7 separate regions of the Homo sapiens genome follow, and all the other regions are linked to region 6. The links are chromatin contacts, found by Hi-C or POLR2A ChIA-PET in ENCODE. All regions are on one chromosome and are shown on one strand. Each heading gives the region's core, a stretch centred on a gene start or an enhancer-like site at or near the end of the contact. The rest is flanking DNA. Distances are from core to core; before and after follow the strand shown.

Evidence for each region. Hi-C counts contacts between places; a loop is a spot of excess contacts on that map. ChIA-PET counts read pairs that join two places held with the same protein, here RNA polymerase II (POLR2A). Pooled maps may share reads with other maps.
Region 1: a loop to region 6 is called in a pooled map, with 13 times the contacts of the local background. The contact joins the enhancer-like site here to the promoter of KDM4A in region 6. A Hi-C loop is called at or near these places in 1 of 37 single-sample maps with no recorded cell type and 9 of 50 pooled maps. POLR2A ChIA-PET finds 5 or more read pairs at or near these places in 1 of 52 experiments (activated CD4-positive, alpha-beta T cell).
Region 2: a loop to region 6 is called in a map of naive thymus-derived CD4-positive, alpha-beta T cell, with 17 times the contacts of the local background. The contact joins the promoter of YBX1 here to the promoter of KDM4A in region 6. A Hi-C loop is called at or near these places in 1 of 168 maps with a recorded cell type or tissue (naive thymus-derived CD4-positive, alpha-beta T cell), 2 of 37 single-sample maps with no recorded cell type and 10 of 50 pooled maps. POLR2A ChIA-PET finds 5 or more read pairs at or near these places in 4 of 52 experiments (CD4-positive, alpha-beta T cell, SK-N-SH, activated B cell and 1 more).
Region 3: a loop to region 6 is called in a map of CD4-positive, alpha-beta T cell, with 7 times the contacts of the local background. The contact joins the promoter of C1orf50 here to the promoter of KDM4A in region 6. A Hi-C loop is called at or near these places in 1 of 168 maps with a recorded cell type or tissue (CD4-positive, alpha-beta T cell), 4 of 37 single-sample maps with no recorded cell type and 10 of 50 pooled maps. POLR2A ChIA-PET finds 5 or more read pairs at or near these places in 7 of 52 experiments (CD4-positive, alpha-beta memory T cell, CD8-positive, alpha-beta T cell, GM12878 and 4 more).
Region 4: a pooled map shows a loop between it and region 6 (15-fold over the local background). The contact joins the promoter of ZNF691-DT here to the promoter of KDM4A in region 6. A Hi-C loop is called at or near these places in 2 of 37 single-sample maps with no recorded cell type and 10 of 50 pooled maps. POLR2A ChIA-PET finds 5 or more read pairs at or near these places in 1 of 52 experiments (activated B cell).
Region 5: a map of CD4-positive, alpha-beta T cell shows a loop between it and region 6 (4-fold over the local background). The contact joins the promoter of ERI3 here to the promoter of KDM4A in region 6. A Hi-C loop is called at or near these places in 1 of 168 maps with a recorded cell type or tissue (CD4-positive, alpha-beta T cell), 1 of 37 single-sample maps with no recorded cell type and 8 of 50 pooled maps. POLR2A ChIA-PET finds 5 or more read pairs at or near these places in 1 of 52 experiments (activated T-cell).
Region 7: a loop to region 6 is called in a pooled map, with 6 times the contacts of the local background. The contact joins the promoter of SVBP here to the promoter of KDM4A in region 6. A Hi-C loop is called at or near these places in 1 of 37 single-sample maps with no recorded cell type and 6 of 50 pooled maps. POLR2A ChIA-PET finds 5 or more read pairs at or near these places in 3 of 52 experiments (OCI-LY7, PC-9 and T-cell).

Annotation. Positions count from the first base shown.
Region 1 is chr1:42,922,780-42,926,075 of GRCh38, forward strand. SLC2A1 (solute carrier family 2 member 1) reads right to left here. Exons shown (of 10, transcript NM_006516.4): 10 at 2,574-3,296. Among named protein-coding and RNA genes, the nearest start is that of SLC2A1, 34 kb to the right of the region's middle. RefSeq lists enhancers at 488-607, 1,264-1,393, 1,814-1,903. Within about 2 kb of position 1,537, at least 39 of the 41 ENCODE cell types and tissues checked have a DNase peak (open chromatin) inside an H3K27ac peak, as active enhancers do.
Region 2 is chr1:42,680,983-42,684,682 of GRCh38, forward strand. It overlaps YBX1 (Y-box binding protein 1), which reads left to right and starts at 1,436. Exons shown (of 8, transcript NM_004559.5): 1 at 1,436-1,749; 2 at 2,421-2,484. The coding sequence starts at 1,584. It also overlaps a transcript of PPIH not described here. RefSeq lists an enhancer at 1,092-1,141 and silencers at 1,582-1,781, 1,972-2,081, 2,192-2,341.
Region 3 is chr1:42,765,480-42,768,768 of GRCh38, forward strand. C1orf50 (chromosome 1 open reading frame 50) reads left to right here and starts at 1,770. Exons shown (of 5, transcript NM_024097.4): 1 at 1,770-1,911; 2 at 2,030-2,145. The coding sequence starts at 1,833. P3H1 (prolyl 3-hydroxylase 1) reads right to left here and starts at 1,549. Exons shown (of 15, transcript NM_022356.4): 1 at 1,028-1,549. The coding sequence starts at 1,492. RefSeq lists an enhancer at 808-927 and silencers at 1,188-1,297, 1,918-2,057.
Region 4 is chr1:42,844,081-42,847,769 of GRCh38, forward strand. ZNF691-DT (ZNF691 divergent transcript) reads right to left here and starts at 2,334. Exons shown (of 5, transcript NR_186083.1): 1 at 2,177-2,334; 2 at 431-604. ZNF691 (zinc finger protein 691) reads left to right here and starts at 2,533. Exons shown (of 4, transcript NM_001242739.2): 1 at 2,533-2,577. ERMAP (erythroblast membrane associated protein (Scianna blood group)) reads left to right here. Exons shown (of 12, transcript NM_001017922.2): 12 at 1-911. RefSeq lists enhancers at 2,070-2,339, 2,500-2,569.
Region 5 is chr1:44,353,606-44,357,272 of GRCh38, forward strand. It overlaps ERI3 (ERI1 exoribonuclease family member 3), which reads right to left and starts at 1,652. Exons shown (of 9, transcript NM_024066.3): 1 at 1,287-1,652. The coding sequence starts at 1,421. RefSeq lists a silencer at 1,387-1,616 and enhancers at 1,486-1,986, 1,887-1,936.
Region 6 is chr1:43,648,646-43,652,140 of GRCh38, forward strand. KDM4A (lysine demethylase 4A) reads left to right here and starts at 1,504. Exons shown (of 22, transcript NM_014663.3): 1 at 1,504-1,607. RefSeq lists a silencer at 1,271-1,390.
Region 7 is chr1:42,815,376-42,819,184 of GRCh38, forward strand. SVBP (small vasohibin binding protein) reads right to left here and starts at 2,022. Exons shown (of 3, transcript NM_199342.4): 1 at 1,815-2,022; 2 at 1,056-1,205. The coding sequence starts at 1,169. It overlaps ERMAP (erythroblast membrane associated protein (Scianna blood group)), which reads left to right and starts at 1,747. Exons shown (of 12, transcript NM_001017922.2): 1 at 1,747-1,878. RefSeq lists silencers at 896-965, 1,526-1,725, 1,876-2,165.

The DNA of each region.
Region 1 (3,296 bases), core at 287-2,786, 730 kb before region 6:
AGGGTGAGGAGTTGTCCTGGGAACATAGAGTACATCAAGCTTCACTGGAGATTAGGGTGTGGAAGGAGTGTATTGGAAGATAAGGTCTGCAAAGGCCAGAATGTGGTTAAGGAATTTGGGCTTTATCATGAGAAAGTGGGGAGTATTAACCCACAGAATAATGTGGTCAGAACACATTTTTAGGAAGATCATTTGGGAAGCCAGGGTCAGGGTTACCAGATGGATTTGTTGTAGTAGGACCAGTCAAGGGTTCCCTCCAAAGCAACGTAGTATCTCTGAAACCCTGAAAGTGTGAGGTTAAACCCTGCCCTGATCAAAATGTTCACAAAACAGCCACTAGTTGGCAGGAATGTGCCAATGAATGGATGAGCCAGACTCCCAACTAGCAGCTTCTGTTCTCTCACTCCTTGAGCTGTGGTGGGGTGTGATCACCTAGTGGATAACAGGAGTAGGTGGGAGGGCAGTCTCTTCGGAGGAAACTTCAGAGGCCCAGAGGAGAAGGAGAACGTGATCAGAGAACAGAGTGGATGGATGGCTGGAGGATAGGGTTGGGGTTGAGTGGGGGCAGTGGTGAGGTCGAGAGCTTGATCATGAATGACTTGAATTTTCAGGTTAAGAAACACAGACATTATCCTGAGAGAAATGAGGAACCCAGGAAGGTTTTTAAGTAGGAGAGAGACATAACTAGATTTGAATTTTAGGAAGATCATCGATTGCAGTGTGGAGAATGAGGAGGAAGCAGGAAGCACAGAGATCAGTGAGAAGGCAGTTGCAGTGATCCTGGGAGAGGTGATGAGTGGCCAGCAGTAGGCCCAGCAATTGCAATGGACAGACGGACCAGAACTGTAGGAGACTTATGAAATAAAAATCACAGAATGAAAAAGGGGTCATTAAAAATGTAGTTGACAGAAAAGAATGATATCCTTTCCCTATTATTAAATACATCCTGAATTGTCAGATCGTCTACCTAAAATTGCACTGTAAGAATTCAGATTTCAGAACTTCTTGGCTTCTAAATTCTACTTCATTCATTCAATAATCCTGACCAGAGTCTGTGGTGGGAAGTGGGGACCAAGGAATGGCTCAGTCCTGTTCCTGCGGCAGCTGCCCTACCCCCCCAACCCCCGCCCTCGTCCCCGCCCCCGCCCCCAATGTGGTGGAAAGACACTCAATTCCGGTACAGCGTGGAGAGCGCTTTGATGGAGGAAATACAAGCCGATGTAGTGTTCCCGGGAAAACCTGATCCAGAAGGCTTCCAGGGAGAGGAGATTTTGCGCCTAAGATTTCAAATGAAAGATCTCATAACACTGTCAGTGAAACAACTAAGCACTGCTGGGAAAAGATGGTGGCCTGGAGAACAGTCCCGTTATCTATTTACCCCTTTTCGTCAGAAACCGTAGACGTCACCTTACGCGGGATAGGAACCCGGGTGAGCTACGTCCCCAGGGATGCCCAGCGATACACAAGTCACCGTCACCCCCTCCAGAGTAAACCGCATCGCCTGGCAAGCAGGCGCCCAGGTCGTCCCCAAGGGCCAGCGCCTGGAACCGCCAGGGTGTGATTGGTGGAGTCTTGGAGCCCGCCCCTCGTCGGGCCCAACAATGCGCCTCTGATTGGTGGAGAAACCACCTGGCCCCGCCCATCCCCAATCGTGTCCGTGCGCCGCCGGTGGCCCGGCTTAGGGGACCGCTGTGAGGTCTGGAGAGGATGCGCCATCGACCCCGGCAGTAGGCGGCCGAACCTTGGCCCCAAATCTTCTACCCCGGGGTGGATTGCGGCCCCTAGAGGAAAGGCGTCAGGGGACCGACCGGCAGCTGTGCCGTCGCGGCACTCTGGACCACGCTGAGGGCGGGCCGGCTTCCCTGCGCCTGCGCTGACATTTTGCAGTTTGGGAAATGGCGGTGCTCGGGGACGTCGATACTGACCCAGGGCGGGAGGCAGCTGCGAGTGGATTGTCGGGCCTTTTCAGACCGGGGTCTGAACCTCTGGGCCGGGGCGGGGCTCGGGTGCTGCCTGGCTCTGCCAACGTTCTGGGCCCTCGAGTGTGAATGAGCTCCGCCCGCCATCCGCCTTGTAGTCCTCGCGTCCGGCCACCGGCGCGGGGCTCCCACCCATCCCCACCCCACCCCACCCCACCCCACCCCGTCTGTTTCCTTTCTGGTCCAGTGGGGACAGCCCTGAGTGAGCAGCGTCGTAGGAGTAAGATACCTGGGCCCCCGGCCTCTCCTTCTTGCCCTGCCCCCGCACCCCCTCCCGCACGGGGACCCGGATAACTCCTTTCAACAGAAGTCTTTTGGGAGCACACGATAAGGCTTCCTTTCATCTGGCCTCAGCCCTTCACCAGTTAACCGCCCTGTCCCCAGGCTCAGGCAGGGCATATTCTTCGCAACCTGCTCTTCTTTGTTGAGATGCAGATGGATGTCCTCATAGATTCTTTATACCTAATGGTAATACATATAGGTATTTCCATTTGCTAAGTACCAGTTTTCCTTTCTCACACCCTTCTTACAACCCCTCTTCATGTCAGGGAGAAAAAAGCCTGCCTGTAGTTACAAAAGCAAACTTCTCCCAGATTTTGTCAGCTGAGCCTCTAGAGACAAATATCTTTGGTGTTTTATTTCCTCCAGTATTTTCTGAGTGCCTGCTGTGCATCAAGCACTGTACTGAATAGTGCTGAGGACCCACAGGAACCAAATCGGCATCTTCTCATGAAATTCAGACTAGTGGCAGAAAACTGGACTTGTGATGAAGGAGCAGATGAAGTGCTCTGGAAATTCAGGGGTGAAGGAGGAGGATGAGCTGTCTTTAGAGATGAAGCAGTAGTATACAGAGGAACCAGAGGGGGCAATTCCAAATGAAATGAACACAGGGCAGCTTGACAGCTCATTGGGCCCATACAAAGAACGTGGTTCATTTTGTGTGTGTGGGGAGGGGTGCAGGAGGTGGGTGGAGTTAATGGAGTAGTGGTTGTATGGTACCATTGTTAAAAGCAGGTGTTTTAGCTTATTCACTGTGCGACTTCAGGCACATAACCTCTTTGAGCCTGTCCAATAAAGGTACAGTATTTACTTCACATTCAAAATAATGCATTTCAAGCCTGAGCATCACGGCTGGCACAAAACTAGTGTTTTTTTGAACACCAACTATCAAATATGTGATAGAAATGCCTTGAATGTCAAGATAAAGAATGTATATATTCTCTGGGTAACAGGGATCAAACAGATTTTTGAGCAAGAGGACACTGATGAGAGGTACGTGTAAGGGACTGGATCCTGAGTCGAAGTCTAAGCCGTTGC
Region 2 (3,700 bases), core at 186-2,685, 970 kb before region 6:
AGGACTGACTCAAGAACGCCTTTAGGAGGTGGAACTCACAGGCCTAGACGGCATTGGTAGGGGTAAGGAATACTGCATTAGCCTCCTAACTGCTTTCTCTACTTCCATTCCTTGCCCCTCTGCAACCCATTCTCCACTCCGCAGCCATTTTTAAAAAGATGCCCCTCCCTACTTATGACTCTAAAATTGCTCTTCTCACTCTTCCCCTCAGGATATATTTCCAATTAAATATACCTAAGTGACTGCCCACCTCTGCAACCCAATGTCACATTCGAGTCTTACTGAACTACTTGACTGCATTTCCCGAGATCTCACCTCTTCTCGCCTGTACCCTGTGCGCGGAAAGTCAGCCCTCCACCTTCTCCCTGCTTCCACTCCCAAAATACTTCGTGGTTTTGCAGCTCTGGAGTATTTACCGTGTTGGCTGTTTAAATTTCTGCCTCCATCAGAAGGCAGAAACTGACTCGCGAACTATTCCATCCCCAGCCGATAGTAGACGCTTAAAAAAGAACGAAAGAAGGTGGGTGGAGGACTTCAGTAACATCAGGTGGCAGCCTCAATTTTATCGTTTGTGAAACGTGGATAGTAATCCCTCTATCACGTGGCTGTTGCAGGAATAAAGTGAAAAAACAAAACAGGCTAGCTTGTTCAATAAATGTGAGTTGAATTAAATCTGATTTGTGGTCAGTAGAAAAAGATGTGAATACTTGGAAAGGAAGACACATTTTTTTAAATATATGCCTGGTAAAACGGATCAGAAGGCAGGTCCCCATGGAGCACACCCTCGCCCTAAACATGCTGAACCCGGGCTGCCATAGCCTGCGTGGTCCCTCCAAGGTGACTGCTCCGACAAAAGGGTACGCTCTTCAAACGCATACGTTTAAGGCAATTCCAGAAACCCTCGGCTGTGCCGCGACTACACGGCCATTAAAGAAAAGACGACTCTATGCCCGCCGTAATGTTCTCAGATCACAGGGACCGTATTTGGAGCTGGGAGGGAGGGAAGCCTTTTCTTCACGGGGGGCTAAGGCGTCTTCGAGCCCCCTTCCAATCCCGGGTCCGGCCGGGTAATCCCTGCCCAGCGTTCGGGCGTGCCTTTTTTTCAGCCGAGACACAACCCTGAACGTGGGGCCCGCCAGCCCGGCGGCTGCCTCGTGGAAGTCACGTTCCTTCTGCCCGTCCTCTCGGGTACTCTATGGTTTTCGTGGCCGACTACTCTAATTCTAGTTCCGGTCTCTATGGCGGCCGGCGGAGGCAGGAACGGTTGTAGGTCGACTGAATTAGCCGCCAAAGGTCCAATGAGAATGGAGGACTGATAAAATATTAGCCAATAGAAGCTAGGGATTGGGGTCAGGTGGGCAGATTGACAGTACCACTGGCCAGTGAACAACGCCTAGGGCGGGTCGCTCGTAGGGCTTATCCCGCCTGTCCCGCCATTCTCGCTAGTTCGATCGGTAGCGGGAGCGGAGAGCGGACCCCAGAGAGCCCTGAGCAGCCCCACCGCCGCCGCCGGCCTAGTTACCATCACACCCCGGGAGGAGCCGCAGCTGCCGCAGCCGGCCCCAGTCACCATCACCGCAACCATGAGCAGCGAGGCCGAGACCCAGCAGCCGCCCGCCGCCCCCCCCGCCGCCCCCGCCCTCAGCGCCGCCGACACCAAGCCCGGCACTACGGGCAGCGGCGCAGGGAGCGGTGGCCCGGGCGGCCTCACATCGGCGGCGCCTGCCGGCGGGGACAAGAAGGTCATCGGTGAGGACCGGACAGGGACGGGGGTGGGGCCCTCGGGCAGCCCAGCAGCGGAACCGTTAGCCGGAGCTGGGCGAGCCGGCGGGCGCGCGGCCGGTGGGCACCGACTCCGCGGCGCGCGGCCGCCCATCCCCCCCGTCCCCCCCTCACTCCCTCTCGCGGGGACCCGCCCGGCAGGCGCGCGCGCACTGCCTCCCGCGCCCCCTGTGGACCCCGCGCGGCCGCGCGCCCCTCCCCCTGCGGCCGCGCGCCGCCGACCGCGTGTGCGACGGGGTCCCCTCCCCGCCGACCGGCCTCGTGCGCTCGGGCCCGCACGCCGTTGTTCGCGTCACCCCCACCCAGCTCCCTTCCGCGTGTGCTCGGAGGGCGCGGCGCACCGCCTACGCAGGCCGGAGCGGCTTCCCCTTCCCTCACGTGCTCTCCGTCCGCGGCCTGCGCACACACCCATCCTGGGGCCCGCGCCCCGGGCCTGCCCTGGAGCGCCCCGCGCTTCAGACTCACCCACGTGTGCGGCGGCGGCGGCGACTGCGTGGCCCCGCACCCGGGCGGTGGAGAGAAAGGGCTGTCAGGTGGCCGCGGCGGCCGGCGTGCGAGGGACCGGATGCCCAAGCCGGGCGGATTTGGAAAAGGATAGCTGGTAATCGTGGCTTGTTTTGCTTTGTTTTCTTTTCCAGCAACGAAGGTTTTGGGAACAGTAAAATGGTTCAATGTAAGGAACGGATATGGTTTCATCAACAGGTGAGCTGCCGGGCTCTGAAGCCTCCATCCCACCTTCTTGCTTGCTTCCTGCTCTGTCGGCTTCTCGGGGCTTGGGAAGCCCCAATCCACAGCTCTGTTCTGAAAGGCGTTTACTACCTCTGGTGTATTAGTATGATTTTTTGTTGTTGTTGTTTTCCTTGATTAGGGATTAGTGGATCTAGAGAATGCCTTTGTTTTGCAGCTAAATATTAATTTGAAGCTAACTTAAAAGGCTTCGTCACAGTACAAAGCAATTCAAAAGGCAAGCGGAGTGAATGAGCCATTCCTTAACAGGGTAAACGGGAAACTACGGTCCAGTACATTTTTATCCTTGTCATCTTTTTCTACTTTATTGAACTCGGTATTTGAGAATGTGATCCACTGACATCGGATATTTATACATTGTTAACGTTTTAGGGTAAGAGGATTTGACTATATGAGGTTTTGTCATCTTTACCGAGAGGTTGTATTGCCTTTGTTTCACGTTTCATTTTAATACCTGAGATAAATTTTGTCTTAGCACAGCTTTGACCAGAGAGAACTGTTTTTATTTGCTCATCCAGTAAATAATATATTTACAAGAAAGTGGTTTTTTTTCCTTCTTCCGTTCTTATTTTTCATTCTTCCTTGTCCTAGAATCATAACTGGTTAAGTCGATTTCTGTTAGATCCCTGGCTGTAGCTTATTAGAGTGGCCATAGTCACTGGTAACTTGACATTTTTCTTCCTGTTTGAAGGCAAAGCTGCAGACACGTCTTTAGGACTTACCCTTCGGGTTGTTTGTAGGAGTGGTGGTGGTAACGTGCAGTAGACGCACTGTATTCCATGGGCTCCCTTGTAAGCCGGGCATCATTTTCAAGATGGCTGCCAAGGCTAGTAGTGCTAGTTACATGGGTGCAGAGCACTGGGTATGCCAGTAGCAATCTTGGCCTCACAGGTATGGTACTTAGTGCCATCTCAGCATTGTCTTGCTTGCTTACTGTAGAAGACCTAAGCAGATGATTAAAAGAACAATGTGGAATGGACAACAAATGGGCAAAATCAAGCTTAAGGACAGAATCATTGCCTGATGAAAAACTGTTCATTAATCAATCATAGAGTATTGTGGAAACACTCAGAGTAAGAGATAAGCATTTGGTGATCTATTCTCTACTTTTGCAATTGTGGGAAAATATTTTGTTTCTTCCAAAATCTTAGGATTTTCCATCTTGTTATAT
Region 3 (3,289 bases), core at 520-3,019, 880 kb before region 6:
TAGGTATGCAATACATGTTTGTCAAATAGTTTTAGAAAGTGCTATGATGAAGCGACATAACCAAAGACATAACGCAATTATTTTGATTTCAAGTCCAGCGCTCTTCCGAGTAACTAGGAAAAATGAGGGGAACTGTGTAGGCAGAATGCTGTGGAGGGGTGGAAATCTGAGGTCCCCAAGAGTCTCTAAGTGTCTCTTTAGATCGAATCGAAGGTCTTTTAAACAACAGATATACCAGATATAATGCACAACTCTTTCTCCCCCCACCCCCAATACAGTGGGACTAATAACAGCATCTACCTGACAAGATATTATGAAGATTAGGGCAAATGCGTTAATAAATGCAAACTGCTTAAAATAGTGCCTGGAAGTATGTGCTGGCTATCATCATCATCATCATCGTCACCATCACCACCACCAAACAAGCCTGGAACGCTCCAAGCCCAAGTGTACACTTGGACACATGGCACTCTGGCATTCCGAAAAATACTCATTTTCTTTGTAAACCTGGCAGACTAGCCAGAGGGTCCCCCCCCCGCCCCCACACACACACAGAAAGGGCCAGGCAGCCCCTGCTGGCGACGTGGCAACCTCACATCCTGAAAGAGAGCTGCTGAATCAAACAGCAGGAAAAGCACCACTGGAAAACCAACCGGAAGGGAGATATTGTAGACCGCTACTAGCTTCTCACTCGGACACTTACAATGACATCAGAATGGGAGACCCAAACTGCCGCTTTAATTCCTTCCAGGAGATTTCCCAGGGAACAAAATGGCCATGAGTTTTGCTTGGCCTGTGCCCTAACCCCAGGCTGGACCTTTGGGGTTAGCATCTGCCCATGCGAACTGGGCGAGGAAGGTCTCCTGCCAGGGAGCAGCTCTCCCCGGCTCCGAGGAGAGCTCCCCAGCCAGGAGGCCACTTTCCCCTCCCTGCGGACACTTCCCCGATCCCCCAAGCTCCTCAGGTCCCCTGCAACACTCCTCTCCCCAGAAGGACCCCGGCCGCCTGGTTCCAGGCAGGTCTGCACCTTGAAGTAGGCGACCTGCAGGTAGTTGTAGGGGCTCCGCTTGCGGAACTCCAGCTCCATCTCTTCGCTGAGCGAGTGGGCGGCCGGCGGCCCGAGGCAGCGGCGCAGGCAGGCAGCGCGACGCAGAAGGCCCCCGAAGAAGCTCAGGTCGCGCAGGGCGGCGGCGCCCGAGGCCTGGGCCGGGCTGGGGGACCAGTCGGGGTCCAGCTCCCACGGGAAGTCGGCGGCACACTGGGTGCGGCAGCGCAGGCGAAGGGCGCGGAGGGCTGCCCGGGAGCGCAGCGCCCGTTCCATGCTCAGGACCACCCCGGGCCAGTCCCCGCGCGCGTAGGCTGCGGTCCCCTCGGCGAAGAGCAGATCAGGCGTCACCATGCCCCATCCTGCCTCGGACTCGACCTCGGCTTGGGAGGCAGCGGCCACGACAGCCAGCAGTGTGGTCAGCAGCTTCAACGCGCGTACCGCCATCGCTCCCTCAGACCTAACGGAACCGCCAGCCACCCGCCACCAAGGCCGGAGTCCTACCCCCGGCGAAGGCCCGCCCCCGGGCGAAGCCCCACCTTCCAAGCCGGGCGGCGCATGCCCACGAGGCTTGCACCGCCTCTTTTCCTTTCAGTCAGCCCGGATCCCCCCACCGGCCCTCAGCGAATCCCGGCGCGTCAGCCGGAGCCCCGCCTCCGAGCTCAGGCCTTGCTCAGTCGAACTGACGCCCAGTAGACAAGAAAGACGGAAGCTCCGCCCACGCGCCTTTATGCGCAGGCTCTTCCTACTCGCACAGCCCAGGGAGTGGGGAGGATAAGGCGCTGTCATGGAGGACGCCGCCGCGCCGGGGCGGACCGAGGGGGTCCTTGAAAGGCAAGGAGCGCCGCCAGCTGCAGGCCAGGGAGGTATGCGGGGCGGGAGTCAGCAGGGGGAAGTCAGCTCCCGCGAGGCAGCCGGTCTCGGGGCTCCGCGGGAGGCCGACGGCGGGAGCTCACGGCTTGTGTTCCTGGGTGTGTGTCGCAGGAGCCCTGGTGGAGCTCACCCCGACCCCCGGCGGCCTGGCCCTGGTGAGCCCCTACCACACCCACCGGGCCGGGGACCCCTTAGACCTCGTGGCGCTCGCAGAGCAGGTGCAGAAGGTGAGGAGGCGCGGCCGGGGCAGCGAATAACCATCTTCGTTCACGTTGTACTCTGCGTCTTTCGGCTCAGACCTCACTACCACCTATGGTGGGGGTGGCATTTGCTCTTGTCTCCATTTTACAGACGAGTAAAGCCGACTGTCATTGTGAGTCGGTGGCCTGATTCGAATGACCTTCTGGGACCAAAGGTTCCTCTAACTGCAACTTGAGTGCCCATAATCTTCCTTCGTGGGAAGGTTTACACAACACTTTAGTGTTCATTATTTCATTTGCACCTTAGGACAGCCTTGTGAGGTAGGCAGTACAGAGTTATTCTTCCCATTTGACACAAAGAAAAGTTCTTCGGGAAGTTTCAAGGTCCGCTTATTTTAAGCTGCTTCCCATAAGATCTTTGTTACCTGAGAGTTTAAACATCTTCTAGCAGGGCAAGGACTCCAAGTTTAGTCCTCATTAAACACAGTATTCCCAAGCCCAGTGTTTATATATGGATGGCCAAAATAAGTCAAATAAGGAGGAAATGTGAAATAATGGAAAAAACACTGGAAGTTTGGACACATGAGTATTAATCCCACTTTTGATACTAACTTGCAGTGCGACTTAAGGCAGATTACTTCTCTCTGGACCTCAACTATTTTATCTGTGAAGTGAAAGGTTTGAAGTAGTAGAGCTCCAAGATCTAAAGTTTTGTCATTATTCAATGAAAAACCAGATTCCTTCTTATCTCTTATCAAGACTTCCAGTTGTACACCCTCTTCAGTGTCCACAGATGGAGGGTCCTGCTGTTTTAAAGATTATCATGGCCCCTTATCCCTGTATACACTATCAGATTTGGCCTTGATTATGTTCCAGGGTCTTTGCTTTGCCCAAAATTATTTAATGTGCTCAAATTCCCTCACATCTCTTTTTTTTTCAATGATCCTAGAAATCCTTCGAATCCTTTTTTTTTTAAAATTAAGAAAAATTCAGATACGCAGAAAGCTCCTTTAATTCAAAACTTGGCTTTCTTCTTTTTGAAGAGCTGGGGAGCAAAGTGCAACTTTTATTTATTAAGAGAATATGCATCTAGTTAATCAGATTACTCTTATTGGGAGGGAGGTTGGCAGGGACAGAATCTTGTGCACACAACGTATTCATGTGCTATTGA
Region 4 (3,689 bases), core at 1,084-3,583, 800 kb before region 6:
CAGAGAGGTCCAGCTAGAAAAAGTGGCAGTTTTAACCACCAACGTAGAAGCTTTTTTTTCCCCACAAGACCATTGTACTGCAATACTTGAGTATTTGTGTAGCAAACAGCCTCTTAGGTTGGAGAGTATTGATTTCAAATAGGAAGTTGGTAGACTAGGTGTGAGGATGAAATAATGACCTTGATTTTTGGGTGTGTATTGCAGAAGCCTCGTCGCTTTCAAGTCACATCATATATGCGATCTGGCCTAACCATGGAGATATTGGTTATCAGTTTGCAGATGAATACACAGTTCTATCCAACAGAAACTGTATCTTTCTGTTTGTCAGAAGTTCTCCGTTAGTTCCTGTATTAGTCAAGGTTTTCCAGAGAAACAGAATCAATATATATTGGGGCAGGGGGGCGGTGGTTATTATAAGGAATTGGCTCACGTGATTATGGAGGCGGTTAAATCCCAAGATCTGCAGGATAAGTCAGCAAGATGGAGTCCCATGAGAGCTGATGGTTTAGTTCCAGTCTGATGGCAGCAGGCTTGACGCCAAGGAAGAGATGATGTTTAATTCAAGTCCGAAGGCAAGGAAAAAGCTGATGGTCCTGTCCAAAGGCTATTAGGCAGGAAGAATTCTCTTAGGGCAGAGTTAGCTCTTTTGTTCTATTCAGGCCTTCAACTGATTCAGCAAGGCCCGCCCACATTTGGGAGGACAGTCTGCATTACTCAGTCTACTGATTTGAATGTTAATGTCATTGAGAAACACCCTCACAGGAACACTCAGAATAATGTTTGACCAAATAGCTGGGCATCTTGTGACCCAGTTAAGTGGATACATAAGATTAACTATCACAGTGACTCAGTGGAATTTTTTGTTTGCTTTTGTACAGTTTTAAAATAAAAGTTTGGTATTTGTGTTTTGGTATGCTGTTATTTTCATTGTGAATGAGGAGTTGTGGGGAAGGTAAGAGATTGGTTTCCAAAGAGCTTTGAGTCCCCCAAGGCAAGGTTTAGCCACCGTTCATACTAAAGCCATAGTTTTATTCCTGAGTCTGCTCTCTAGTATTTTATTTTATCAATTTATAAACAAATAGTGTTCATAAGGCACACATATTTCACTCAACCATATTCAGTTCCAAACATGCATTCCTGAATATCCCAATCTTAAAACTAACTCACATTGTCAGCTTGTGGAGGCAGAATACATGCATACATATACACATACATACATGAATATACATATAATATACACACACATATGCATACATACACATATACACATGTATACATGTATGTGTATATACATATCTGTACTACATAGGTGTATATATATGTATATGTATTTAGCATGTATGCACGTGTATATGTATACACATATATACATATGTATGTATAATACATATTCACACATGTATGCATGTATATACACATGTATACATTAGTATATGTATATACACATGTATGTGTATTATACATGTATATATGTACATACATATCAGTCTACTGATTTGAATATTAATGTCATCAAGAAATAACCTCAATATATGTATGTATTATAACCTTACAACTATATAAAACATACATACATATATATGTATATATGTATACACATACACATGCATGAGAATATATGTATGTATATATAATATCCTCACAGTAATTCTGCCAGGGATTTTATGGGGGAGGGAGTTGGTACTCCAAATGGCTAGGTGGTAGAGCCAGAGTTTTATACTTGGTTTATCTAGCTCTGAAGGCAATGCTCCTTGTTCTTTGCACTGAAACATTGTGCAGATACGAGAAGCCTGTAGTTTACGTATTTCATTAGCCTTTTATTATTTTAAAAAATAAAACCTGAAAAAAAAGACCTAGTCCTGGATACTTTGGTGATCTTGTTGTGTCTGGATTGACGAACACGTGTCAGGCTTAATTAGGGATGCACGCGGAACCCGGGAAAATCCCTGCTCAGGGGGGCTGGAAGACCTGGAGGTTGATCCTTGAACAGGGTACTTTTAGCTTCTCCGATAAGGAGATTGGGTTATTTTATCTTTAAACTCCCTTCCAGCTCTACCCTCCTTTGATTTTAAGTTATAAACCTTGAGTGAGGTGCCAGACTCTAGGCTTCGTTGGACGTCTACAGGACGGTCAAGGATTACCAACTCAAAGTAAAGAAGGAAATTTGAGTACTTGCCCCCTTGGAGGTTGTGTAGGTTGGCTATACAGATTCTACAACTTCCCAGACGAGTGGCCCTGAGACTTGGGGCTGAACGCGCGAGCACGGAAAGAAATCCCACCGTAGGACGGAACCCAGTCTCTTCAGCTCCATCCTAAACTTCGCAAGTTTTCTCTGAGTCTACGCGCTTCCTTAGGACTACAACTCCCAGCATGCCACGCCAGCGGTCAAAGCTTATTGGTGGTCCTGCCAGGTCGCTTGCGTTGTGGCAGTCATGGTAGCCAATGGAAATAAAGAATTATCCCAAGAAACCAATCCTGGAGTAGTAGGGCGGATCCTTCCTGGGTTCCGGCTCCGGCTCCAGCTCCTTCCCTCGCCTACAGAGGCGGCGCTGTCCCTGATCGAGCGGCGGGAGCGAGGTGGGTCCGGGTTGGGCCCGAGGTCGCGGGGGGAGGCGGACACGACTTCGCGGGAAACTCTGTACACGGCCACTTCCCTCTCACCGAGGATCTGGATGCTGCTGCTTTGCTCCCTGGACCGAGTGGGAAGCCAAGGGGCCTTGTGGTCCCTCCGCCGCGACCCTCGCCCTGGCCCCCGGCCCACGCAGCCAGGTGGCTGTCCCCAACCCATTCCCCGGCCCTTCTGTTGGGTTTGAGTATACAGCCTTCCTGCCGCTGACCATACGTTTAGGATCAGCCCCTCCTCCTCTCCCACCTCTCTGGCCCCAAGCCCGCCGGCAATCTCTGAAACCAGCTCTTGTACCCTTGGACCTCCGCCATTGGCTTCTCCCCGCCCCGCAACACACAACTCAGCTCTTGGGCCCTGGCCTGTGACACTTCTGGCAGCCTTTGCTTCCTCTTCCCTGACCGTCTCCTGCGACCCTCTGACTTCCTTGGTCCTCCTGTATCTCTGACCCGTTATCTAGCTTCCCTGTACAATTACCCTGTTAGCACCTTGCTCTTGGTCTTTCATAGCTCCTCTCTCCTCTTCCTCCCTGCAGCCCTTGACTTGGCCCCAAAGACCTGTAACTTCGGACCTCCATACCGCACTATGGCTTGGCCCCTTGCCTTTAACCTAGGCGCTTCACCTTCATCATCTGTGATCACTAGCCCCATCTTCTTGGCTCTTAACTTCTTAGACCTGGCCCCTCCTCCACTTCTCAGCCCCTTCCACCGTTGCTTCTCTCTGTGCAGCTGAGCCACCAGGAAGACAAAGCCCAATAGACCCCTTTTCCCCCCAGATCTCTGCAGTGTGATATGAAAGTGCCTCTGTACTTCAGCTGCACTGTCTTCTCAGTAGGTAGTTGCCTCTTTATCTCTGCAAGTCCCAGTCTTACCCATCCTGCAAACCTTAGGTCAAATACCTACTCCTCCTTGAAACTTCTCAGCCCTGATTTCATCAGGGAGATACATCTGTATCATGTGAACTTCAGTGGTACTGTTTTTATTTCCTTCCTTCCCGTCTTCTCTCCTTTTTTCCTTCAGTAATAGTATAATGGTTAAAAGCACTGACTTTGAAGTGATGGGCATAG
Region 5 (3,667 bases), core at 402-2,901, 710 kb after region 6:
AAAGGCCACTCACCAATTTACCCCACCACAAAGAAAACACTTTTTAAAATGAAAGGGAATAAAAGCACTTTTATTTGGAAATTTCAAGTTGGAAGAAAAGCTCTTAGCCAAGCTCTATGACCTAGCTAGCTGATTATTTACAGGATCTTTGGGCAGGAATTGTTAATGAGCTTTTAATTTGGAGTGCTTAAGTTGCCAAAGTGCTCTGAGCTCCAGTGAAGCACCACAGAATCTATAAAGGAAACCTTATCAATCACTTCCCGGCAGCTCCCTTCCCCCAACCCCCACCTCCTGAGGAAAAGGCAGCCAAGTGGGTTTCTAACCAGGATCACAGACACACATTAGTGGAGTCACACTCCAAGTCCCTGTTTATAAATTGGCTTTTAAATGGTAGGAGATTCAGGTATAATAAACTAAGCTCCAAGCAAGAACCCACTAAAACAAGGCATGCTGTATATGATAAAGTCAGAATAAAGCAGAATTTGATGAAGCCAATTTCTGGAAGAAACTCTACAATCAAAACTCATTTAGCCACTCACAACCTACTATAGTTTGAATAGCGTACACTCTTTTAGCCAATAGGATTCATGTTTTGCTGCCCTTCCGCTGGGAGACTGATTAAATGTCTGACAAGAGTAAATGCCATTGAAGTGGCCAGAGACCTCTCGCAGACACAACGATGGGCACTATTTGTTGCAAAATCCAGCTCTAAGGACAAAATCCAAACCCCCATTGAGGGGCCCCACATCCAGCATCTTCCAAGTCAACAAGGAGCAGTTATATTTTGCAAGAACTCGCAGTCAAGCCTCAATCCAAGTTCATGCTTTTTTTAAGAAAACACCTGTTGCTGGACCATTTGCAAGACAGGCAAACAGAAAGCTAGCCAGGTTAGGCCCTTATTCACTCCTTCCACCATCACTACTACCACCGCTTCAGATTTACAAAGAGGTAAACTGCTAACCTGGTGTGTGGGCATGTGTTGGCGAGAGGGTCAAGGGAATGTTCTACCCACAATCTCCATGCTCCATTTCTAGCCTCTCTAGTCAAACCTTTTTCTTCTCTAGTAATCCCAGTAAGTCAACCCCCTTAATAAACTCACCCATCCTGTCTTGCAAAGCTCTGCCCCGCTCCCCCTCCGCCAGAACATTACTCAGTAGATTAAGTAAGCATCCAGGGTAAGCACATGGGCCAGCACCCCAGGTTGCATAAATTCTGCGCACCGCGACCCTCACCCCGCATGCATTAACCAGGGCCCAATCTTGGCGGGGCCATTCAGCATCACCCACCCCGGGGTGTTGCCCCCAACTCGGGCCCATCCAAGTCCAGGGGAGAGTAAGGGGAGGGGCGGGGGGCCAGGAGACCAGCCCTCCTTCCCAGGGCCGCCCCCGCCCCCCGTCAGCAGCGGGAGAGGCTGTCGCCATGGCAACGCCCCCTCCTCGGGGCCAGCGCGGCAGGCTCCCTCCAGGTGCAGGCCCCGACGTCTCCCTCGGCCTCAGCAAGCGCTCAGGGCAGTTGGCGGCGGCGGGCGCGGCCCGCGCCGACTGCGGCGCCGGCCAGGCAGAGGCAGGGCCAGCTCCGCCCGCTCCCCACCGCCCGTTCCCGGCCGCCTGAACAGCGGCAGCCAGCACCACGAGTCCACAACACACCGACTCACCTCCGCGCACTCTGACCCCGACCGACGCGGCGGACGGGCGGGCGCTGTGGCCAACCGCTGAGCCCGCTGCCGACCCCTTTGACCAATGGGCTGCAGTCAGGCGGGGCTTCTTCTCCCCAAACGCTCGCTCTCCCGCCGACATGCGCGCTAAGGTATGTCAAGATGGTGACTCCCGGCCGCCGGCCTTATGGGACTTGTAGTTTTGACGTTGCACAAACTCAGAAGAGAAGACGGGGACGGGGACATCACTTCTGATCTGTGAAAGGAATTTTTTTAAAATGAAACTTTCTATGGCCTACAGCGATCTAACCAGGATCACAGACACACATTAGTGGAGCCCCCCATCTCCGTTTTCCCGCCCTCCAATATACCCGTAAGGTGAATGTGGGCTCACAACGTGACAGAATTCTATTTACATGACTCCTCATGATTCGTTCATTCAACAAGTAATTATTGTCATCTACTTTCGGATGTGGGCCTGGGGGAGACCTGAGACAAGGAGGGATTAAGCTAAGAGGAAAATGCTTAGATTTGTGAAGGGCCGTCCTAAGGAAGAGGGAACTGGCTTGTTCAGGTCCACTCAGAGGAAACTTCTGTTTAAAAGGTTTCTGGCCTCAGCTGTGAGGAGCTTCCCCAGTCAGTCTCTCCAGTAAGCTGGAGAGACCTGTGTTTCTTCATCCTGGTTATGCCTTTCTGGGTAGTCATGGGTCCCAGGTTATGAGCTGGGAATGATGGCTTTGACAGCTTCCCAATCGGTCAGGACCCCATCCTCTGGGCCCAGCTTCAGTTACCAAGCCCCTCTGTGTGCTGTCTGCATACTTACACTTAGGATGATGTCATTTCTGGGCCCTACCACCTCTGAGAGCGGACCTTACCATAACGGTTTCCACCTGAGCTGAGAGTGCCTGGTAATCCCCATATCAGGGAATGCCTTCCTTAATCCCACCCACGTCATAGGTTAGGTGATTCTGCTGTGGACCTATAGCATTTATCATATTGTCTTATAATTGTCTGTTTCCTTGTTGTCGCTCCCACAGGGTTTTAAGTCCTTTAGGAAAAGCATTTTTTCCATATTGTTCATGTTGTATCAGTAATACACCGCATAGGGCAGGTATAAAGAAGGCCCGCAATAAATGTCTGCGAACAAATGAGGGAATATCCAGCAGCAGGGACAGACTTATCCCGAGGTCAGTAAAGTGGAGGCACTATCCCCCAACTCTTGGAGCTGGAACAGATTCTCCTATTATTACCTACACATTAACCCCAGTTGGTCAGTCAGTCCATCTGTATTTATAGTGCCTCTCTTAAGTGTCAGGCACTGTTTCTGTTGCTGAGGATTCATTGATGAATAACGACACACCTCTATTCTCAAGGAGCTTTTAAATTGGAGAGGGAAGCTGGGTGTCGTGGCTCACGTCTGTAATTCTAACACTTTGGGAGTCTGAGGCAGGAGGATCCTTTGAGACCAGGAGTTCAAGACCAGCTTGGGCAACATAATGAGATTCTCATCTCTACAAACAAGTTAAAAATTAGGCAGGCATGGTGGCACGTGCTTGTAGTCCCAGGTACTCAGGAGGCTGAGGTGGGAGGATCACTGGAGCCTGGGAGGACAAAGCTGCAGTGAGCCATAATAAATAAATTGGGGAGGGGCTGTAGGAGGAAGAATAGATAATAAAACAAGTAAATATAAAAATAAGACAAGAGGCAGTGAGATAGCTTTGTTATATACTGAGTTATGGCCTGAGAGTAGGGCACAGCCAATCTTCTTGGCTGTAAGAATGAAGTAAATCTATAGTATCTGGATTCAAGGCTTTATGTAATGCCCAGCCCCAACATCCTCTGTGGAGCCTTCCATGGTCCCCTTGACTTCCCCAGAATGTGTTCTTTCCTCCTTGGTGCACTAGGGCTCAACTGTACAGCTTCCAGGACTTCACCACACTGTAAGTTCTTTTTGTACAAAGACCAGGCAAATTGATTCAAATAATAGAACAGTTTAACAGCTCAGTATACACT
Region 6 (3,495 bases), core at 254-2,753:
AAACCCCTATTGTGAAAGACTTGTGGCTGCGTAGCCAACGGCCATTCTTTTTGAAACAGTCATTTCTGTTTTTGAAACTATTTTTTTTAAAGATTTTTTTTTCAGTAGGCATGTACCCAGCCTGAGGCATAAATCATGATTGGTCCATAGCATTCTATGAAATATGTTCTTTTTGCCAACATTCATTAACTCTCATCTTTACAAAATTTGCAAGGCATTATTTTTTCCATTTTATTGATGTGAACTCCCAGGCTCAGAGAAGTTACTAGTTTTGAACACAGGCCTGACTCCATATAGCTCTTTCCAGGGCACTACCCCATTATTCATCCATGGTAATTCTGTATATTTTTTTATGACTCTGGTTGTGGGTATTTTACTTTCCTACTTGACCTTCCCCACTACCCTTGACAATCTGGGAATTCCTTAAGGCGACTCACTACCCCTCAGGAACCGCTCCTAATGACTTCTAGGAAGCCCCCTCGCCCTCCAGAAGTGCCTCTTCTGATTCCCAGGATGCCCCCCTCTCCGCCCCAAGAGCTGCTCCTAATGATCCCCCAAATCCCCGCTCACTGAGGAACTGCTTTTTTTTTTTTTTTTTTTTTTTTAGACGGAGTTTCACTCTTGTTGCCCAGGTTGGAGTGCAATGGCGCGATCTCGGCCCACCGCAACCTCCGCCTCCCGGGTTCAAGCGATTCTCCTGCCTCAACCTCCGGAGTAGCTGGGACTACAGGCATGCAACACCACGCCCGGCTAATTTTGTATTTTTTTTTTGAGTAGAGACGGGGTTTCTCCATGTTGGTCAGGCGGTCTCAAACTGCCGACTTCAGGTGACCCGCCCGCCTCGGCCTCCCAAAGTGCTGGGATTACAGGCGTGAGGGACCACGCCCGGCCAGGAATTGCTTTTTAATGACCCTAAGGAGAGCCTCCCTCATGGTCTGTCCTAATGACCCTCAGGGCAGCTTCCCTTCCCTGTTCAGGCTTGACAGCGAATGAGGGGTTTCCAAGGCCACGGGATTTTGTTTTGAAAACCGAGACACCCAGGACAAACCGGGACAAGACGGTCATCTTTTCAGCACTCCCTGAGCTCGGAAGCTGCCCCTAAGGGCCCCGACACATTTCCACGTTAGGCAAAGAGGATACTCATCCCAAGAAAACTTTGGCCTATCCTTTCGTTAGCGACATCCTATAGTAACCTCACCGCCCTTACCCATCTACCGGACCGGCCCACTTCCAGGTACTAGCTTCTTTCAACCCTGATTAGTTATGGGTGACCAGGAGCCCGCCTATGATTGGCCAGCTTCGCGATCCAGCTAGAGGCTCACTGGCCGCGGTCCCTAGTGGTACAGCGTTTCCTCCCGGCAACAGCCCGAGCCGGCGCTCATAGGCTGAGCACACTGAGGTCGGGACTGGGAGGTGGCTGCGGCGCGTGCTCATTGGCTGGTGTATGGCTTGCAGCCACCCTTGAATTGGTTGACTCTGTACGGCTGCGCAGATGCCGACTTTAGAGGAGGCGGAGTTTCGGCCTTCGCCTGCTGGAAAAGCAGTAGGATCGGCCAGTGGCGACAGCAGGAGCTGAGCCTAAGCCCTGGCGGGGCTTTGGGCTGTAGGTGAGAACTATAGGGTTTTGGAATTCTCGAGGATCATTGCCGCTGTAGCAGTGACCGTGAGTTTTGGTGGGGGAGGGGCGGTGGGGGTGGGTCTTCCAGCGGTGAGTGATCGGCATGTTTCTCGGCCAATAGGAGAAGGAGCTTCCAGAATGGGTTCTGAGATTGGTCCTTTCCAATCTTCAAGGCCAATGGACCTCGGGAGAGGGGGGCGGGTCATCTGGGCCTTATTTTCTTCTTCCTGCGGCCGAGCTTCACTCGCCAAGGCGGCGGGGCCGGGAGGGGCCGAACCTGTGCGCGGTGAGGTTCGGGGACGGTGGGGAGCAGGGTGCGCTGCCTTTGGAGTGATGCTCGCGGGAGCGGCTGCGAGGGAAGGGTGCGGGAGTCCGAGGGGGTTGTTAGCAACAGCTAGCTTTATTGAGTGGGTAAGTACCGGGCCTAGTGCTTAGTGCTTCGCTTGCATCATCTGAGCTAATCACAGCGACCCTGCAGGGCAGGGGGTTGGGATCCCCATTTTACAGGTGGAGAAACTGAGACTCAAGTCAGCTCACACAGCCAAGGTCACATAGCTAATAAACGGCAGAGACCGGATCTGTATTCAGAGTTTTGACTTCGGAGCCGGTGTTCTTGAATCTCTAGGCTTTGTTACTGATTGGGAGGGAAGGTGTCATGAAACGGGAGCTTTCCCCAGGGAACAGATTTGGGGGAAGGGAATCCTAGGGTTGAAGAAGGGATGAACAATTGAGGTGAGGGTGAGGAAATCAGTTTTTCAACAGTTACCGATTGCCTACTCTGTGCCATGCATTGTTCTAGGCATACAAAGATGAATAGGGGCAGAGGCTGATGAAGCCCATTAGGGCCCCTTTGAAGGCCCGGGGAAGGGCCCCAACATTGTATTCACATGATTGTATGTTTTTATAAAATGTGCAAAAGTAAGATATTTTGGATTCATTTTTCTTTTTAAGAGGGTCTTCAAAATTAAATAAACTTCGGGTTTCTCCACACTTGGAGCTGCCCTTGCAGAGGACTTAGTCCAGGTGGAGATGAGTATGTAAGCAGTATAGAGCAGTGGAAGGTGCACTTAAGAGTGGGCTGTGGGCAAATTTCCTGGTATGTAAAACAGGGAGAACAGTATACCTGCCATGCAAAGTTTCTGCCAGGTTCATGAAAAGCGCCTGTTTAGAAACACGCCTTATTTTTGATAGGAAGCCTAGGAGATACGGGTAACTGGATTTGCCTTCTCTCCTACCTTACACAGTTGTGCTCCGTGTTCTGCTCCCAGGCCTGTAACTAGATTTCTGGTGGATTGGAGGCGCTTTTCTCCTTTCTGAGCTCTCCAACTCTCAAAGAGAGTCTTGGAGCTGAACCGCCATACCTTTGGGCCCCAGATAGGGGGTACGGAACTGCTGGACCCTCAGTGAGGAGGGTGGGTAAAGGAAAGGACATACTGGTGTTCCTTCTAGAATGGCCTATTTTCATTGATATGCTTTGTCTTTTTTCAGTTGAGGTGGTCTATTGCGTTACCGAGCTGTGGGGATGCACCCACTTAGCTGAAGTTCTCATCTAAAAACAAAGTATTTATTTTGCTTTCTCCAATCAGTTATGAAGTTTTCCGTGTATTGCCAGTTTAAATTTTGTCCTTTGAGTTCTGGGTACAGTGCAACTGAACTTGTCTGTAGCTTGATTTCATTAAGTACTGCTGAAACTGCATCTTAGTTTCAACAGAACAGTTTCACTTTAGGGTTTTAAAATTATGTTACTAATATCAAAGGGCTTTTAAATCATGTTACTAATATCAAAGTACTTTTGAACCCTTAAGTTTTGTTATCTTGTAGCCACGTAACTTTTATTAGGTATCTGGTTTAGCTGTGCCCTAGGGAGGAGCCTTGGC
Region 7 (3,809 bases), core at 772-3,271, 830 kb before region 6:
ATAAAAAATAAAAAGAGACTCCATCTCAAAAAAAAAAAGCAATGTGGCAATGTCTAGTAAAATTGAGAATGTACCCAGTAATTTTTCTAGTTAAATAACCTACAGAAATTCTAAGGCAGGTGCCAAAGGAGACACCTAAAAGCTTTTCACTACAGCAATGTTTGTAATAGCAAAAAATACTATAAATAATTTAAATGTGCATCTCTGTAAGAATGAATAAATATACTAAGTAAAATGGATGCATAAAATAGACTATTATAAAAATTAATGAGAATAAACTAAATTCTTATATTGGCATGAATAGTTCTAAAAAACAATGTAAGCAAAATGCAAAATAAAATGCAGGAATTTTATTAATGTAAAAATTTAAAATACTACTGTATATTGTTCAAGGATATCTATTAATATATTTGAATGTAAAAGTATAAAAAAAAGTAGTTGTCCATGGAGAAGTAAAAGGATGTAAGACAGGAAATGAACAAAGCAGACAGATAAACAAAACAAAGAGGGAAAAAGAGACCAGCAAGATTTTCCCTGACATTAAATACTAAAATAAAATACTTATGTCTGTATGTGGCTCAATATTGGCAGGGTAAAGTTTAAAGCTTTTTATTCTCAAGTTGATTGTAATCGTTGAGAGAACAAAGGAACACACTGGTGAGTTTAAAGCTTGGGCCTCTACCTGGCATGAGTAGCTGCTTTCCGCACCAAATCCAGAACATCTGTACTGGGGGTGTCTGACACTTGCGTGCTCTCTCTCATTCTGACCCCTTCTTTCCCCTTACATATCATTTTTTTTCCTTTCTTCCTTCCCTTGGGTCTCTTACCACAAAAGCTCCGCACCAGACTGGGGTTCTGACACTAACTTGGCATGTGATTCTGGGCTGCCACCTCACCATTCTGAACCTCAGTGTTGTCCCCTCTAAACCTGGGAGAACACCCATCCTGCCTGGAGGCAAGTATGGCTCGCTGTCAGTTCTCCTTTCTGCTGTTTCTCTATTCCAGCATCATCTCCAGCAGACTACAGGCATACAGAGCCTCCGCCTTAATCTCACCTCTGCTCTTTGTCTCTGCTTCAGCTCCTGCTGGGCTGATTTCTGTTTGGCCTTCTCAACTCTGCTGACAGATTCTTTAACTTTGGTTTTTTCTTTACGTGCAGGTGGATCCATGGCTTGACTTCTGGATATTTCTTAGGAGGCTCTGATCTGGGTGGTACAGAAAGAGGCAGATCTTCAAAACAAAACAAAACAAAAAATACCCTGCCAGTTACTCCTCTAATCCTTTAGCTCCGCCCCATCCTTTGCCAGGTGAGGCAGAGTGGTCTGGTGGCAAGGGCGCTGGATGTGGGGGAGTAGGAACCGAGTCCCAAGGCCACAACCTCGCTGGGTGTCCCTGGGCAAGTCTCCTCCCCACTTTGAGCCTTAGTTTTCTGTCTGCAAAATGGGTTAAGTGTTTTCCTGGCCTCCCTCCAGGAGCTGCTGTGTGCGGGTGAAATGCAAAGACCCCTGTGAAAGCGTTGCCCACTGTGCGGCGTGCGGCACCCAGCGCGGAACCGTCCTAATGGGACGCTGAGACCCAGAGGGCGCCCAGGGTTTTCCCACTGCGGCCGGCCTAACTCCGCCGCAGCAGCCGCTCCTGGGGCCAGGGGGCCGGGCCCCATAGCCAGCCGGGCCCGCCCCCCACCGCCCGGCCCCCCGACCCCGCCCCGGCCCGCCCGGCCCCAGGGGACGGCCCCCGCCTCCTGCCCTCTTCCCTCTCCTGGAGGAAAATGGCGGTCGCTGGAGCCGCCGACCAAGAGGCTTGGGAGTCTGTACCTTTCCCGACCGGGCCACTGGAAGTTGGAGCCTCCGCCGAGTCGCAGACAACGCCTCCGGGAGGGTAATCCTCGCCTTCCCCCGACCACTGGACCCAGCGCTGCCTGCCCACCGCCCCTCGTCCTGGGCGGGGCCGCGCGCCGGGGGGAGGGGCGCAGGGCCGAGCGCCAGGAGGCTTCCGCCCGCAGGAGCGGCCGCGCGTGCGCAGAGAGGATGGCTGGAAACCCGCGTAGAGGGCGGGGCGGGGCAAGCCGGTGCCGGGGCGGGGCAGGGGCGGAGCCACACCGGGGTGGGTGGTGGTTACGGCTAACCAAAGCTTTTTCCCGTTATATTTTCTGCAACAGCTACTAGGTTTTAGAGGGTGAGATCCGAATCCTGGAATTGGAATTGCTCAGAATTCGAATTCCGAGGCTCAATTTCTTAATTCGAAAAGTGGGGATTGATGATTGCCACCTTCTTCATTCATGAGTTTATTGGGAGGATCAAGTGAGATCCCGTTTGCCACAGTGCTTTGAAAAAGGAAATCTTGACAGAAGTACCAATAGCCAGTATAAATACAGAGAACATTCACGTTCAACTGATTACCGAGGAGATGTAAATTAAAATAGCTGGCTGTAATTTTCCAGGTATTACATTAGCAAGGATTGACAAAAATGATAATAGCTACCTTACATTTGGGCTTACTATATTCCAGGCACTGTTCTTACAGCTTCACATTTATTAACTAATTCCTCATAATAAGTGTGTATAATGTATACGTGTATATTATTATCCCCATTTACACATAAGGGAACAGAAGCATTGAAAAGTTAAGTGAGTTGTCCCGGGTCACACAGCTTCTAAGTGCTGGAGCAAATATTTCAGCCAGGATTCATAGGACAATGGCCTTATCCAAAGTAAAACCCTGTTTGGGTCCACTATTTGTTCCTCTATCAAACTGGCAAGAATTGAAACAACTGATAGATGCTAAGCAAGCAATGAACTCAGCCCAGATGGACACACGCTTCCAGTCAAACTGTAAATCGTTAACAGCCTTTCTGGAGGTCAGTTTAGTACTAGGTATCAAAAGCCTTAAAAGTGAGCACAATGCCCCAAAAAGACAAATACTGCATGTTTCCATTCATATGAAGTATCTAAAGCAATCAAAGTCTAAGAAACAGAAAGTAGAATGGTGACTGCCAGTGGCTAGGAGAGAGGGAAAAGAGGAATTGTTTAAAGGGTATAGAATTTTAGGTTTGTAAGGTGAAAAAGTTCTAGAGATCTACTGCACAATGTTTATTTTTTATTTATTTAATTTTTAAAAAATAGATGGGGTCTTGCTCTGTCACCCAGGCTGGAGTGCAGTGGTGTGATCATAACTCACTGTAACCTGGGCTCAAGCAATCCTCCCACCTCAGCCTCCAAAGTATCTGGGACTACAGGCACACACCATCATGCCTGGCTAATTTTTTAAAATTTTTTTGTAGAGATGGAGTCTCACTGTGTTTCCCAGGGTGATCTGGAAATCCTGGGCTCAAGTGATCCTCCTGCCTCAGTCTCCCAGAGTGCTGGGATTACAGATGTGAGCAATTGCGCCCAGCTTTTCCAAAATTTCTACAGTAAACGTTTATACTTTAGCAATCAGAGGAAAGTACATTAAATGTCTTTTTAAAAACCCTATACAAATGCTGATTCGATTATTATTAATAAAAGTAACCAAGTCAGAGTCTATTTCAGAAATCTTGATGTAGTACTGGTATTTTACATTTGTGTCACATGGTATGGTTTATAACGTTCATATAAGCTATGAACTAGATTACAGCTGAAGACACGGCAGGACCTTTAGAAGCCAGCTAAAAACAAACCAGCTATAGGGAATGGAGGAGTGGAAAAGCCACATGGAAGACTGGAAAAGTAGTGGTGCCACTGAGCCACTGTTGAAAGTGGAGAAGGTGTGATGAGTTGGTTTGGGAAACGGTGAGGAAGAGGATAAGTTAGGAGCGTGTGTGTGTGTGT